2 separate regions of the Mus musculus genome follow, and region 1 is linked to region 2. The links are chromatin contacts, found by Hi-C or POLR2A ChIA-PET in ENCODE. All regions are on one chromosome and are shown on one strand. Each heading gives the region's core, a stretch centred on a gene start or an enhancer-like site at or near the end of the contact. The rest is flanking DNA. Distances are from core to core; before and after follow the strand shown.

Region 1 (6,858 bases), core at 3,823-6,322, 38 kb after region 2:
TAAAGTTTTGCTCTCTAGGAACAGCAGAGCTTGAATGGCTGTCAATAAAACGAAGGCTGTCAAAGGCGCACAGTGGTGGACACCCTGGCTGCCACCTAAGCTCAGCACTCAGAAGACGGAGGCTAGCCTGGGCTACAGTGAGCAAGCTCCTTTCTGAAAATCCTAAAGGAAAAATGAGGTAAGCTCTCTAAAACTTCAGAAGGGGAATGGGAGTTACTCAATCTGACTAAATCCCTGCCCAGGATGCAGACACCTAGTACCAGGGAACAAGGGAAAAGGACTACCGTGTGTGTGGTAGAAGCCAGCCTGGGAACAATGTGAGATCTCTAGCTTCAAATGATTAAAACTAACAAAAGAGAAAAAAGATTTATGTCCAACAACTAAGGAGGTGGGGATTAAAATATTATTATGCTTGGCTGGAAAGATGGCTCAGACATTAAAAGTGCATGCAACATTTGCAGAGAACTCAAGCTTGGCTCCTATGTCACGAAGCTCACAACTCCTTGTAACTCCAGCTCCAGGGGGATGGATCCTACACCTTTGTCCTCCATAGGCACCTGTACTAAAGTGCACATACCCACACACATATGTGTAATTTAAAATAACTCAATAGCTAGACACATTGGCATACCTCTAATCCAGCCCTAGAGAAACAGAAGCAGGTTGATCTCTGTGAGTTTGAGGCCAACCTGGTCAACATAGTGAGTTCAGCTATAGTGAGACTCTGTCTAAAAGTAACACTTCAGAAAAATGTCATTTCCGAGTAGACACAATTTTGGGTAAAAATAACTTTATATACTCCAAGGAAGAATCAAAGTAATTTGGTTTTCCTAACTTGTGCCAAGTGACAGTAGACAGGATGACTGGAAAAGGGAGGGGGGGTCACTGCTAGGGAAGCACCTGCCTCACAGGACACTAATTTGCCTAAAAGTAGAATCTAAATCCAGCAATTATGATGCCCATAATCTTGACCTGCCTAAATACAAACAGAAACTCCTCTCATTTCCACCTTAATACCCTGAACAAATTATGACTGTGACTATTTAATTTATCAAGTTTCCTTTGGCCCCTATCCATAAAGACCACTAAGTAACTAGTACTTAAAACAAGAAAAAGGCAAGCCTATCTATCTATGTTTGAATCCTGTGCTTTCTAATTCAACAATAACAACAAAACAACAACAAAATCATAAAAAGGCCACAATGCAAAACCAGCAAAGAACTCACTCACAATGCTGAGATCTCAAGAAAGTTTTCCATAACTGGTTTTAAGTACATAAAAAGACAAGCTACACACCCAGGACTCAGAGGCAAAGGCAGTTAGATTGTGAGTTTATGGCCAGCCTAGACTACATAGTGAAACATAAATAGATAGACAAATCTTCAAGCTCTTTGTTTGACTCAAAATTACTTATTTATCTCCCTGACTTTACACATTATCCTGTAAAAACCAGCAAACAACAGGACCTGCCATCCCTAAAACAAAGGGGAGCTGTGGGACTGTGTTGGGGAGAGCAAAACAGCATAACCCTCCCTGCTCTCCAAAGAGTTCAGTTCCCAGCACCCTTGTCTGATCCTCACGATGGCGTGTAACTCCAGATCCAGGGGAATCAACACTCTCTTCTGGCTTCCAAAGTTGCTAAAACATACATAAACACACATTTTTAAAGTAGAAAATATGTTTAAGATATCTATGAAAATCCAGGCATGGTGGCAAACACCTGACCCCTTTTAGAGTAAGTGCAGAAATGTTAGGAGTTCATAGCCACCCTTTAATAAAACCGAGGATGGACTGGGCTACTTAACACCTTGTTACACACTCAAAGATACCCCGGAGTGCAGTGTGGCACTCCCAGTACTTCAGGAGTGAAATCTTTTAAGAGACCCAACTAAAGTTTCCCAAGCTGCTGCAGGTCACCTTAGCAAGCTGAACCCAACAACACACCAAACACCCATTTCCACACCAAGAGACTAATCAGAATAAATTTTTACATTCAGTTAAAGTTGAGGTCTCAGAAATCTGTCATGCTCTATGCCAGGTAAATGAACACTCCCTTACAATGCTGTTCCTTAGACCATGTGACATCAAGGATTGGACAGTCACTTACATAGTTCTTGACTTCCCGTCGAGCATTAGCATCAATAGCGAGCCACCTCTGCTGGTATTGTGCCTTGATATCTGGATCTTTCGATGTCAAAGAGTTCTTAATTTGTAGACCAGCTGCAACTCTGGCAACCTGACTGTTTCCTGGGTTTGCCAGCACTCTGGACAGTTCCACAAGGAACGTGGGCTGTGGAGAAGGTGCATTTGCAAGCATATTAGCAATTTCCCCTTGCTTATAAAGTACTAAACTAGAGAAGCACACAAAATTTAGATCAAATCAAGGTATCTCAGGAAACTGGGAAATCTCTCTTTGAAATAGTACCTGCCTAGACTCAACATTGAAGAGGTTTCCTTGGGTTCAAAAAGTTAAGGCCTGACTAAGCAACAAAAGCCACTTCAAGGACAAGTCACCTGCTATATGAAGAAACAGATTCCTCCTATCAAGAACATGTTTTGAGCCCAAGTCTAATAAATATCTCCCCAGAATTAAAGGCAAGTCGATGCCTGGTGACACGGCAATCCTAGTGACAACTTTCTCCAAGCATGTACAACAATGTCCAGTACTGCAAATCAGCTCAACGAAAAGAATTCTTGAAAAGTATATTAAAAAAAAAAAAATCTTGTTCAAAAACATCAGGACAGCCCTGTGATCTCATGTAAGGCATCCTTTCTAACATATGTGTGCCAGTCTAACATACATGTAAGACCGAGTCCTCCGTGTTTTAGTTCTGCATGTTCAACAAAAGGGATCTGTAAGCCAAAGTGTTAACTAGTTTTCAGAAATTGAAAGAATATGACAATGTGAATGATGAATTGTCAAGAGAAATTGGTTTCATCCCAGCACTTAGGAGGCAGAGGCAGGTGGATTTCAGAGTTGGGAGACCAGTCTGGTCTACAGAAAGTGAGTTCCAGGATAGTCAGGGCTATATAGAGAAATCCTGTCTTGACTCCCCCCCGCCCAAAAAAAAAAAAAAAAAAAAGAGAGAGGGGAAAAAAAAAAAAAAACTGGCTTCATTTAGAAGCAGAACATACCAGGGAGCCTATGGTGTTTTGGACCTAATGTGAACTAACAATGAATCATCCAAAAATCTATGTTTTGAAATACAGGTCCAAAAGATAATCATCTATAACACCCCCCTTCCTCTTTCTGAGCATACAGAGGCACACACAGGGGGGTGGGCCTGTACGTAATCTGTCCAATCAGGAATGTTATAGAAGGCCAAAGTAGACACTTTTTTTAGTGTTAGCAAACTCTTCAAACACAGGAGATAATTCTCAATGTAAGCAAACTCTACAGTAGGCTCAGAACACAATTCTCCAATTTCTATTCTGTGCCACTGAAGAGTTAGGAGCAGGAAAAAGGGCTTCTTGCAAAGTAGCAAAAGCAAAACCAAGAATATACTATGAGCAGAATTCTCAGTCTACACTAAAAAGGAAATGCTTGGAAAGGTGTGAGATAAAAAAACCTTAACACAAGTCGCTTACCTCTCCACCAAAAGTGGTCAGTACAAATCAGATATGTCGCTGTATGGATGTTACTATTTTGCAAAGCTCTCACAAAGGACATTGGGTTACAATGTTTTTTTTCACTTTTTAAAACTTCCTACCTTTAAAGAGACTTTCCATATCATCCACGCTTCCCTCCCCTTCCCCCAAAAAGGAGAGGAGAAACATTCTGGCAATAGGCTGCTTCAATAATCCCACATTTTCCTATACAAAAGTCAGTCACTTTTTCTTTTCTCAAATGTACTTCTTAAATCCGAAAGTATGAAAAACGGGGTTACATTTGTGATTTATCAGAGAATAGGCTCAATCTCAGAAATGAGCCTCAGCCTGAGATCCTTAAAGATGAGTTCTCTGAAAACCTAAGTCCAAACAGAACATTCGTGCACTTAGACCAGGAATGGGATAATAATGGGCAAGAAAAAGAAAAAAATTGTGGCAATGGGTCCAGAGGTGGTCGGGTGCCAGGCGTGGCCATGAGCACAGACCAAGGGAGCTGGGGAAGGGTAGGGCTCTGGGAAGTAGTTGCATACTGCCTCAAAACCAGGGGACAGGAAGGAGAGGCCGGCCGCAGCCAGTACAAGGCAGGCGGCAGGGCGCAGAGCTTCCACATGGCCCCTAGGCCCGGCTCCCCAACCCCCACCCTTGCTGAACACGCAGCGCCATGCAACCTAACTTCCCTTCCCTCCCTCTTTCTCCCTCCCGCAGCACCGCCGCCCTCAGGCCGCGTGGCGATTGGACGGCGATCACCCCGGCGCGCCTCGCTATTGGCCAGACGCGGGGCTCGGGGCGGGACACACCCACCGGCTTCCCGATGGCGGGGTTAGGTTGGGCCGGGCGGGGGGGTAGGGGGACGAGCTGGGGCGGGGTGGGTTCCTGAGGCCTGGGCCTCCAGGAGGGCGGGAAGGGCCGCACGCAGGGATGGGGACGCGGCGGGATGGGGCGCGGCGGGGCGGCACGCACCAGATTCTCCACGGCCGCACGCTCGAGGAACTTCTGCGCCGCTTCCAGCTCCAGCCGATCTGCCGGGAGAGATGGGGGGAGAGGCAGCGGGGTCAGAGGGGCCACCCCCTCCCCCACCCCGGTCACCTCGGCCCGACCCCCCGGCCCCGAGTCCTACCCGGAGACACGGTCTTCTCGAGGATGGTTATGAGCTCCATGGCGGAGGTGACGGCGGCGGGGACTCCTCGCAAGACGGCGGCCCGGCCTGTCGGGCGGCGGCTCCGACTGGGGATGGGGGTTGGGGGTCGGGTGGGAAGGGAGGGTGGGGTGGGGGGTGGGGGTCACCACAAGCCCATTCACCGGCTGCCTCTGGCCAGGCGCTCCGGCTCCCCTTCCTCCCCGCTCTCCTTCCTTCCTTCCGCCCTCCTAATGTGCTAGGCGGCAGCAGCTGCTCCTCTGGCGGCGGGGGAGGGACCCCGGGGGCAGCTCGGAGCGCGGCTGCTGCTCGGGCGGCGGAGGGAGAAAGGAAGGGCGGCAGTGAGTGAGTGAGAGGCGGATCGCAGGGAGGGAGAGAGATCGAGGGAGGGAGGCGGAGGGATATCCTTGCCGGACCTCTCCGCGGCGGCACCGCGCTGCCCAGCGATTGGCTACGGCCGGGGCCACGCGGAACCCCCGATTGGCCGGACGGCTAGCGTTGAAGGGCCGCCACGCGCCCATTGGCCTGCGGGCTTCAAGGTCCGGTTGGCTGGGCGGGCAGCGGGATGGGGCGTGCTTATTGGTCGAGGGGAGGGGCTCTGGGGTGGGGCAGGTAAGAGCGCGCCGCTGATTGGGCTGGCCCGGTAAAGGCCTTCGGGCTCAGCCCGGCTGTGCGCGGGGAGAAGGGTGGGCGGAAGGTAAAGGCTCCAGGCGCGTCGGATTGGCTGGGATCCTGGACGTTGATAGGACGGGGCGCCGGGAGAACTGAAGCGAGGAGTTCGGGGTCGCCGCCGCGCGGAAAGGCGGGAGGCGCCCAGGCTCTTAGGAGTCTGGCGCGGAGCACGACGGGACGCCTCCGGGGTGGGGCGGAGCTGCGCGCGAGTGGCTCGGACTGCGCGCTACGGAGAGCCGTCACTCGCCGCGGTGTACGGAAAGCGAGCCTTTCGCGGGCCTCGGAGGGGGCGGGGACGGGAACCGTTAAAGTCCTGCGCCGCGCCCACAGGAAGCTGCCTTCATGGTGAGGTCGGCTTGCTGCCGCGCTCTGTGCGGAACCGGACCATGAGAACCACGTGGTTCACCTTCCAACGTGCGGATTTGCAAACTGAAGCCCAGAGAGAGAGTGGAGCCTGTCCAAGGTCACACAGCCCATTCCAGACTCGAGCAGAGCTGGCTTCAGGCGCCCCTAATTGCCCTTGGAGACCCCGTCGGGGCCCTGGACTGTTAACAAAGTTTCGCGGAGGCGCGTCCTTAGACCACTTAGCAGTTCCCATAAAGCTTTGATGTCCAGACTTCGTTTACAAGATCTGTGTAGTATTATATAAAGAACGTGTGCATTGACGAGCTGTAGCGACACACCTGCCATCTCAGTATCCCGAAGCCTGAACTACAGTCTGAGATCTTGTTTCAAAAACAAAAAACAAATACAACAAACAAGATAAAAATACGTTGCATATAGTTGCTTAACATTCCCCTCCCCTCATTTGGATACCCAGCTGCAAGTCATGGGGGGATTAGGAGCATATGGGTCAAAATAGCATGTAAATTGTATTGTTTTTAAGGTGTAAAGAAATTGCCCTACACTAGCCACACTTTGGAAACTTGGGATTTAGTGTTCTCTGAAACACTTAAAGTCATAGCCTCGTGGGGTTTTTTAATTGTGTGTATTTTCTGCCTGTAATGTATGTTTCCAATGGCTTCATGTATAGATATGTTCTGAATACTTCCACATCTTATCCTGATTTTAAGAAAGATTTTTTTGTTTACTATGCAAGCATAATTTTTGTTTGGCTGTGATTTGTTGGTTGGGTTGGGTTGCCCCCCTCCCCCCACGGTGGGGGGGGGCGGAGCCAGGTGGTTTCTCTGTATAGCCCTGGCTGTCCTGGAACTCATTCTGTAGATTAGGCTGGCCTTGAACTCAGAGACCCACCTGCTTCTGCCTTCAGAGTGCTGGGATTAAAGGCATGGGCCACCAAGATTGCCCAGGAAATGAGTTCTATTGTAATGTATTCATTAGAATGTAATTCGATTTTTCTTTTTTGTGAGTTTATTCTGTTCTGCCTCTTTCAGACAGGATCTCTAGCCTAGAACTCAATATGTATCTCAGACTGGCTTCAA
Region 2 (7,040 bases), core at 3,105-5,604:
ACCTGTATCACCTGCCTCATCTCCCAGAGAGGAACTAAGCACAAGGAAGTTTAAGCAGTTTCTCAGAGTGGGGCGGCAGGCCTTGAAAGTCACCGGGCTCCGTGAGCACTCACCTCCCGTGCTGCTCAGCACATCCCAAGGCCCCACAGACACAGCTAGCTCCCCTCTACCCATCTCAAGCACTCCTCCCTTTAAATAAACAGACAAGGCAGGTCAGATCCTAAATGAGGGAGACTACCTCCCTCCTCACAAGTCAGAGTGGGTAACCTGACCCACGAAGTTTTGTTTCTAGTATACAAACTCAGTATAGAGAACACAGAACGGGGCGCAGTGCCACTGAGTACATCTCCCACCCCACAGGGTGAGAGGAGATGGGCCTGGTCCAGATTCAGACTACTTCAGAGTCCCTCCCCGTTTCCTGTGACAGGGGCAGAGTGGTAAGCAACCCAGGCGCCACACCCCAAGAGCTAGGAAGAGAGGTCACTGAAATCATGTGGACAGACGGAGGGCAAACGATGGAGCCCTGGGATAGTCCCCTAGCATATGGGGTCGAGAGGGCAAGGGCTAGATGTGACTTACTGATCATCCCCAACTCTCTTGACCCAAGCCATGTCACATTCCGACTGGTTGGAGGCCAGATCCTGAGGAGAGAAGCAAGAAGTCAGAGCCAGCTTCACTTCTGCCCAGACCCCTCCCTCCTCGGCTACTCTGTGCAGCTCCAAAGCACCCTTTACCTGGGCCCGGGTCTCCTGCAGTTGCTTCAGCTCTCCCTGAAGTCTCTCGCATTCCGCCTGGAGTTGCTCCTCCCGGAGCTGAGCCCCCCGAGCCTCCCCCTGCGCAGCCTCCAGGGCCTCTTCCAGGCGCCTCCTCTCCAGCTCGCTCACACTTACACTCGTAGGGCCAGGCCAACCTGCTGTCAGGAGACAAGATGATGTCGGGTAGGCTCTAGCTGCCCCAACTGACTCCCAGATCCGCACAAAGTGAAACCGGTATGGGCAGGGACTGAGAGGAGCCAGAAAGACAAACAACGAAGGAAGGAGCAGATACTATTCCAAGGGGACTAAGAATGGGCTTGTTGTAGATTCAATCAGGGAGGCCGGAGGAGAAACAAGAATGGGCTCAGGAAGGTGTCTCAGATTAGAACCAGCAGTCGGGAACATCCTCAGGGGCCTCTACTCATGACAGCCTAGGGGGACTGAGTGGGGACGCCCTCTGCTGGCACACCCGAGAATTGCACGATCTGAACGGCCAAGGGATATCAGTGGGAGAACTTGTGAAAAGTAGCTGGGGAGGAGGAACGGTTGGAGAGGAGAAGGGAATAATTATGAATAAATTTAAGATACTGAAGACACCAGCCTGGTGTGATATTATATGATTGTAATCCCAGCACTGGAGAGACAGAATAAGGAGTATTACTCCAAGTTCAGGGATAGCCTAGCGTACACAGTAAATACCAGACCAATTGGGCTATGTATCTTTAAACAAACAAACAAACAAATAGAAAAAAAGAAAGGAAAAAACCAGAAAGAAAAGGAAAAAAAAGAAGCATATTGCAATGGGGTTTTCGGCAAGCCAGAGGTGCCCAGTCACACTGAAATGGGAGTTAAACAGAGACATGGAGAGCAGGAAGGTAGGAGTCACTAAGATCTCACCATGACCCAAGGCAGGTCCCCCTCTCAGAGCCAGATAGTGCAGGTCCAAGTCAGGACAGGCTGAGGCGGGGACAGCTGGGGGGCTCAGGCTGGAGAAAGCTGCGTCCCGGAGGCCCTGCTGTTGCTGCAGCTGTTTCTCCAGACCACAGATCTGCCGTAGATGAGTCTCTACCAGGGCCCGCTGCAGGGAAGACAGACGGCCAAGGGTCTACAGAGCGCCAGGGAGCCCTGTGGTCTCCCAAACCCAAGAGTCCCCCAGGCTGGGCAGTCATCACTCTCCAGACTGGAGCACAGACAGCTGGAGTGTCCTACACTCACACGACAAGTGGTCACAGGTATGAAGGCTCCTCTCACAGCTCCTGCAATGCAGATGTTTCTGGCTACTGGTGCCGGCAAGGTCAGAGCCAAACCTCCTCTGGGTCTTATCACACAGAGACATTTATGCCAACACTGGGCTCCAGGTCCAGTCACCCCAAACCCTCAGGGATGTGACTTGCATTTGCATACAGGACTTAAGCACTTCTAAGCTTTGTCTACCTCCTGTATAAAATGGGGATAGCAGTACCACGCCTACCTCTTTGATTGTTGTGAGAGCTAAAATGAGTAAATGTGTGTAGAGGGATATGAACAGTGCCTGGCACGCTGCGACTACCAAGCAAACGTTCCTGACTATAAAAGGAAAACCGTTTTACACAAATGTCCCGTTGCCGTCACAGCAGCTTAGTGAGATGGCTTACCGTTTTTCTCTGCTTTTCAGATGAGGGGTGAGAGCTAAATAACTTGATCAAGGTCACAGCACAGGAGTTGGCAGAGACCTTATCTCCTGATACTGCCACCTGCCCACACACAAACGGCCACATGGCAACTCTCATCACGCTTGTGCTGGGACTATGGAGAGCTCTGGCACCTCTCTTGTCACTTATACCCTCTCCCAGACACTATACTATACTATAGGTACAGGGTTGATGCAGTGTGAGAGCCAAATACACACACACACACACACACACACACACACACACAGCATCCTAGCCCAAGGTACAGAGTCACCCATGACCCGGATGATACTGTCTCATTCACACGGCAAAGCAGGCATTCACAGACAGGGACGAGTGGATACAGGGAGTGTGCACGCAGCAGAGTGTGTGTGACACACAGGCAGCACACACTCATCGGGTTGGAATGCACGTAGAGAATCACATCACGTCAGATACCTCACACACACACACACACACACACACCCGCTCTCTGGGCCTCACCATCTCCCCCAGCTCTGTCTCCAAGTCGCTTTTCTCCACGCACAGTTTCTCGTAAGCCTGGATCATCTCCCCGAGCTGCTCCTCCTGCTCCTTACTCTTCTGCAACTGGGTAGGCCCGGAGAGGTGTGCCAGGGTCAGGACCAGCCTTGACAGGGAGCAGAGGGGGCTCCCAACCTCCCCAACCCTATTCCCAATAGAAACAGGAAGCGCTGAAGCTGATTTAGGGAAGGCGGGGGCAGGGCGGGGTTGAGGGCAAAGTGAGGGAAGCAGGAGGCTAAGGGAGTGGGGTTGGCTGGGAAGCGAAGCAAGGGCTTACCTCGTGTTGGAATTGGTTGAGTCGTTGCTGCAGACTGACCTTCTCCACCTCCAGCAGGGAGCCATCCTTGAGTTCATACAGAGGGAAGCCATGCTCCTCTCCAAAATCAGTGATCAGCGGATACTGTGGGAGGGTCGTCCTCTGAGAAGCCTGGCTTCCCATCCCAGGACCGCTCTGTCCCCCAACCCCACTGCCAGCTTCACAGGCGCCTCTCCCCGCCCCCTCCAATGGGACCCACCACTCCAAAGCTGGGCTCCTCCTCCACCCCTGAGATTGGCTGCAGGAGCAGAGCTCCTCATCCCCAAGGCAGCCACTTCTTCAGGGACCAGGCAGCCTCCAGTGCTGGCCACCTCTTGGGACCCTCCTGCCCTTGCAGGCAACTACAAGCTCAGCTCGCCATCACATCTAGGTTCTGACCTTGATCTCATAGACTTTGAGGCGACGGCGGAGGGTGGCATTCTCCCTCTCCAGGCCTCCTAGCCTTTCCTTGATGTCTCCGTAGGCTGTGATGAGGGCAAAGTGGGAGGCAGAACACATGTCCCCTCCCAGGGACGGGTCTCCAGGACCATCCAGCCACACCTCACTGGGCCCCAAGGCCTCTTGGGTCAGGATGCTGATGTCATCTTCAAACATGGACTCCATGGTAAGGGCTTCAGCCCACCCTGGGCCTCCTGAGAGTGCAGGAACAGAGTAAAGAGGACCACCTGCTCTTTGTTCCCAACTCTTCCATGCTGGTCTGAGGAACCTGTGGTAGCTGGGGAGCTTCAGCCAAGAGACAGATCTCACAACTAACTCTCTCTCTCTCTTCTCTCTCAAGTTTCTGCCCTATCCCCTGCTGTGACTGCTTATAGAAGGAAATGGAACCAGATAGACGTCATGAGTGGAGTGGGGGACAACTGATAAACAGGACCAAGGATCAGGGGCAGGGAGGAGAGACCTGTGGACAGATGGGAGGGAGGGCTGCTGTCCCAGCATTGGCACAGCCCAGAACCTGCCTAGACTACTCGGCTTGGTCTCCTCCCCAGACCTCCCTTTTCCCCAAGTACCTCGACAGCCGCCAAGATTCCCATCCCAGGCCTCTGTCGCCTGCTCCTAAGGAAGGCTAGTCCCGCTAGGCAGCCTGGCCTCTGTGGCCCCCGCCCAACTTCCTCCCGCAGGATCCCAGAGTTCAGGAAAAGGAAGTGCCTCCCCAAGTGCGCCGGGGCTGTGGCAACCGTCCAGGCGCAGACCTACAGGAAGTCCTTGGCTGAGTGTCAGAGGCAGCAAACTGGGCAAGGGGGCCTAGGAGAACCGAGACCATTAAGGGAGACTCCAGCTTGTCCTATTGTGCCTGCACTCAGGGAAATGGGGAGCCCTGGGAGGGGGGCAGGAATGACTCAGGGCTCCCAAAACGAGTAGGCAGCGAGGGGGTGCGTGTGTACATCTCCGGGCCCTTGTTTATGAATGTGTGGCTGTGGCTGCCATGTGGGGGGGAGTGTGTGTCTGTGAATGAGTGTAGGTGTGCCGCCGTCAATGAGTGCTTTTGCGGGGCGGAGGACCGGGGTCAGCGCGGAGTTCGGGAGTGACCAGAGGTTGTGTATGTGTGTGTGTGTACGTGTGTGTGCGCGCGCGCGCGTGTGAGCACGCGTGCGTGAGCGTGTGGGTAGGGTGGGCACGTTCGGGCCGAGTGTCACGTGAGGCACTATGGGAATGTCCGAGGTGTGTGCGCGCGCTGGAGCGTGTGTGCGCTCCGGCGAGGGGGCTCGGTCCGAAGGCGCGAGTTCCGACAGTGCAGGCCTCGGGTCCCCCATCCCCCAGCCTCGGCTAAGTGCCGGAGCGACAGACGCGTGTGACAGGTCTGAGTAAGGAGCGTGTGCGCGTGTTTGAAGGGCTGGCCCCACCTTTAACCCTCTCTTGCCCACGCCACCCCTCCCCCTACTCTGCCGACCAGAGCTCACTACACACCCCACCCCCATCCCTGCCCACGATCTCCGGCCATCACCCCCACTCTCGAGGACTCCGTGTCCCCACACACCCCGGCCGTGCGACCCGAGCTGCCTTCCTCCGCATCCTGGGGCCGCGCGCCGAGCGCCCGCGCAGGCTACTGGGGAGGGGGCGCCCGTCCCCGCCTGGCCCCTCCGGCGGCCCCTTTAAGAGCGGCTCTTTAAACCCCCTCGGGCTCGGCGGACAGAAACTGTCGCCCCTCCCCTCTGTGGGGCCGAGACCGCGCAGCCCCCTCCCCCACCGCGGCCGGGCTCCGGGCGGGCTACTGAGCGGCAGCCGCCCCGCAGGCCGGAGGCTGCGGGCAGCGGCGCAGGACCCTTCCCCACTCTGCTCCCGGGCGCAGCGCCCGCCCACCCGCGCCCGGGCCCCGGCCTCCCGCGCCCCAAGCCGCCCCGGCCCGCCGCGCCCCTCCCCCTCCCCCAGCCCGGGCCCCGGCCCGCACTCACGGCTGCCGCGGGCTCCTGCTCGCAGTCGCAGCGCACCCCTCCGCCGGCTCCCTCCCCTGACGGGCCCCAGCGCCCCCACCCCCTGGCACCGCGCGCCGCTCCGCGCCCTGCCGCCGCCGCCGGGTCTCTCCCCACCCCCTCCCCTCCCCTCCCGGCCCCCTCCCTCCCGCTCGCCCGCCCCGCTCCTCCTCCGCCGCCGCCGCCGCCGTCTCCTCCGCCTCCTCCTCCCCGGCTGCTCCGGGTCTCTCCAGCTGGACCGGCGCCCGGGACCCCGCGGTTGCCACCACCACGTGGCGAGGGGCGGCGGCCCCCGCGGTGCGGTCCGGCTGAGGCTGGCAGCGCGCCGGGCGCCCACCAGCTCCCCGCCGTGCGGCCTCCCCTCCCCGCCGACCGGCGCAGTGTCTGCGGACCGTGTGCTGGGGCGCCTCGGGGCAGGACTTGGGGTTGCACATTTTGGAAAGAAGTGGAGCTGTTTATTTGGGGGAAATATTTTTATTTTTTTATTGGTCTTCGGAGAAGAAACATCACTAGACTATGTACTCTTTGCTCTCGTAGGAAGGGGCATCGAAGTAATCTATCTATTTGAACACAGAGACATTAGAGTTAAATCTAACTTTGAAAGTGAGCGTGAACTAAGGAGATAAAATGTTCATTTGGGAAGACGGACATCCCTTCCAAGCCCTTTAAAGACACTCCCAGAGGCCAGAAAGATGAAGAAACACCATACCTCGCCCTTTACACAAAGATTTGAGCACCTGCCAAACTGCCAGGCAGAAGATAAGTCTTTTTGCCACGTTCCCACTGTGTGTGACCTTGGGCAAGTTACTTCACCTCTGACTTAGACAGGAGATCGTTCCGGACAGGCCACCCCAAGGGGGAAAGAATAGAGATCAGACGCCAAGGTGCCCTGCAAGTGCCGGGGAGATGTTAATGAGTCATTTTCGTTCCCTGGTGGATTAAGAACCGTGGACAGAGGCAAAGCCAGCCTGACTCTGCTGGGAGATCGCCAGAGCAAAGCTCGAGGGCCCTTGCCTTGTGAGGGAGGGAGATGCAAACTCTGCAGGCCAGGCATAGGCTAGGGAAGGGGCTCTGGTGGGGGTCAGTACTTAGCTAGGAAGATTCCATGGAAGCTGAGTCCACCTTTCTGGCTTCTAGCAGAGTGCTTCTGAAAAGGGAAGGATGAAAGAAAAAGGTCTCTTGTTCCGGGGGAGCTTTGAGAAACAAGGGCAGTTGTCATCTTCTCCACTGTGGAGAAACATGCTAGGCTGGGTAAGCTGTTCCTCCCAGGATGACCGGCCCCAGTCTTGGACACTCATCAAAGGAGGGGGTTCTCACTGGCTTGGACTCCTGCTGGCCTGCTCCCTTTTATAGTCCAGAACACAGAGGC

The links. A loop is a pair of places that touch in the nucleus more often than their neighbours do. ChIA-PET counts read pairs that join two places held with the same protein, here RNA polymerase II (POLR2A).
Region 1: a map of heart shows a loop between it and region 2 (3-fold over the local background). The contact joins the promoter of Kpnb1 here to the promoter of Tbkbp1 in region 2. A Hi-C loop is called at or near these places in 2 of 37 maps with a recorded cell type or tissue (both heart). POLR2A ChIA-PET finds 5 or more read pairs at or near these places in 4 of 5 experiments (Patski and embryonic stem cell).

The regions. Positions count from the first base shown.
Region 1 is chr11:97,182,820-97,189,677 of GRCm38, forward strand. Kpnb1 (karyopherin (importin) beta 1) reads right to left here and starts at 5,073. Exons shown (of 22, transcript NM_008379.3): 1 at 4,727-5,073; 2 at 4,570-4,628; 3 at 2,108-2,290. The coding sequence starts at 4,766.
Region 2 is chr11:97,145,721-97,152,760 of GRCm38, forward strand. Tbkbp1 (TBK1 binding protein 1) reads right to left here and starts at 4,355. Exons shown (of 10, transcript NM_001372531.1): 1 at 4,271-4,355; 2 at 3,642-3,895; 3 at 3,225-3,347; 4 at 2,909-3,013; 5 at 1,653-1,833; 6 at 735-913; 7 at 580-641. The coding sequence starts at 3,866. It overlaps Mir7235 (microRNA 7235), which reads right to left and starts at 699; the gene lies at 644-699.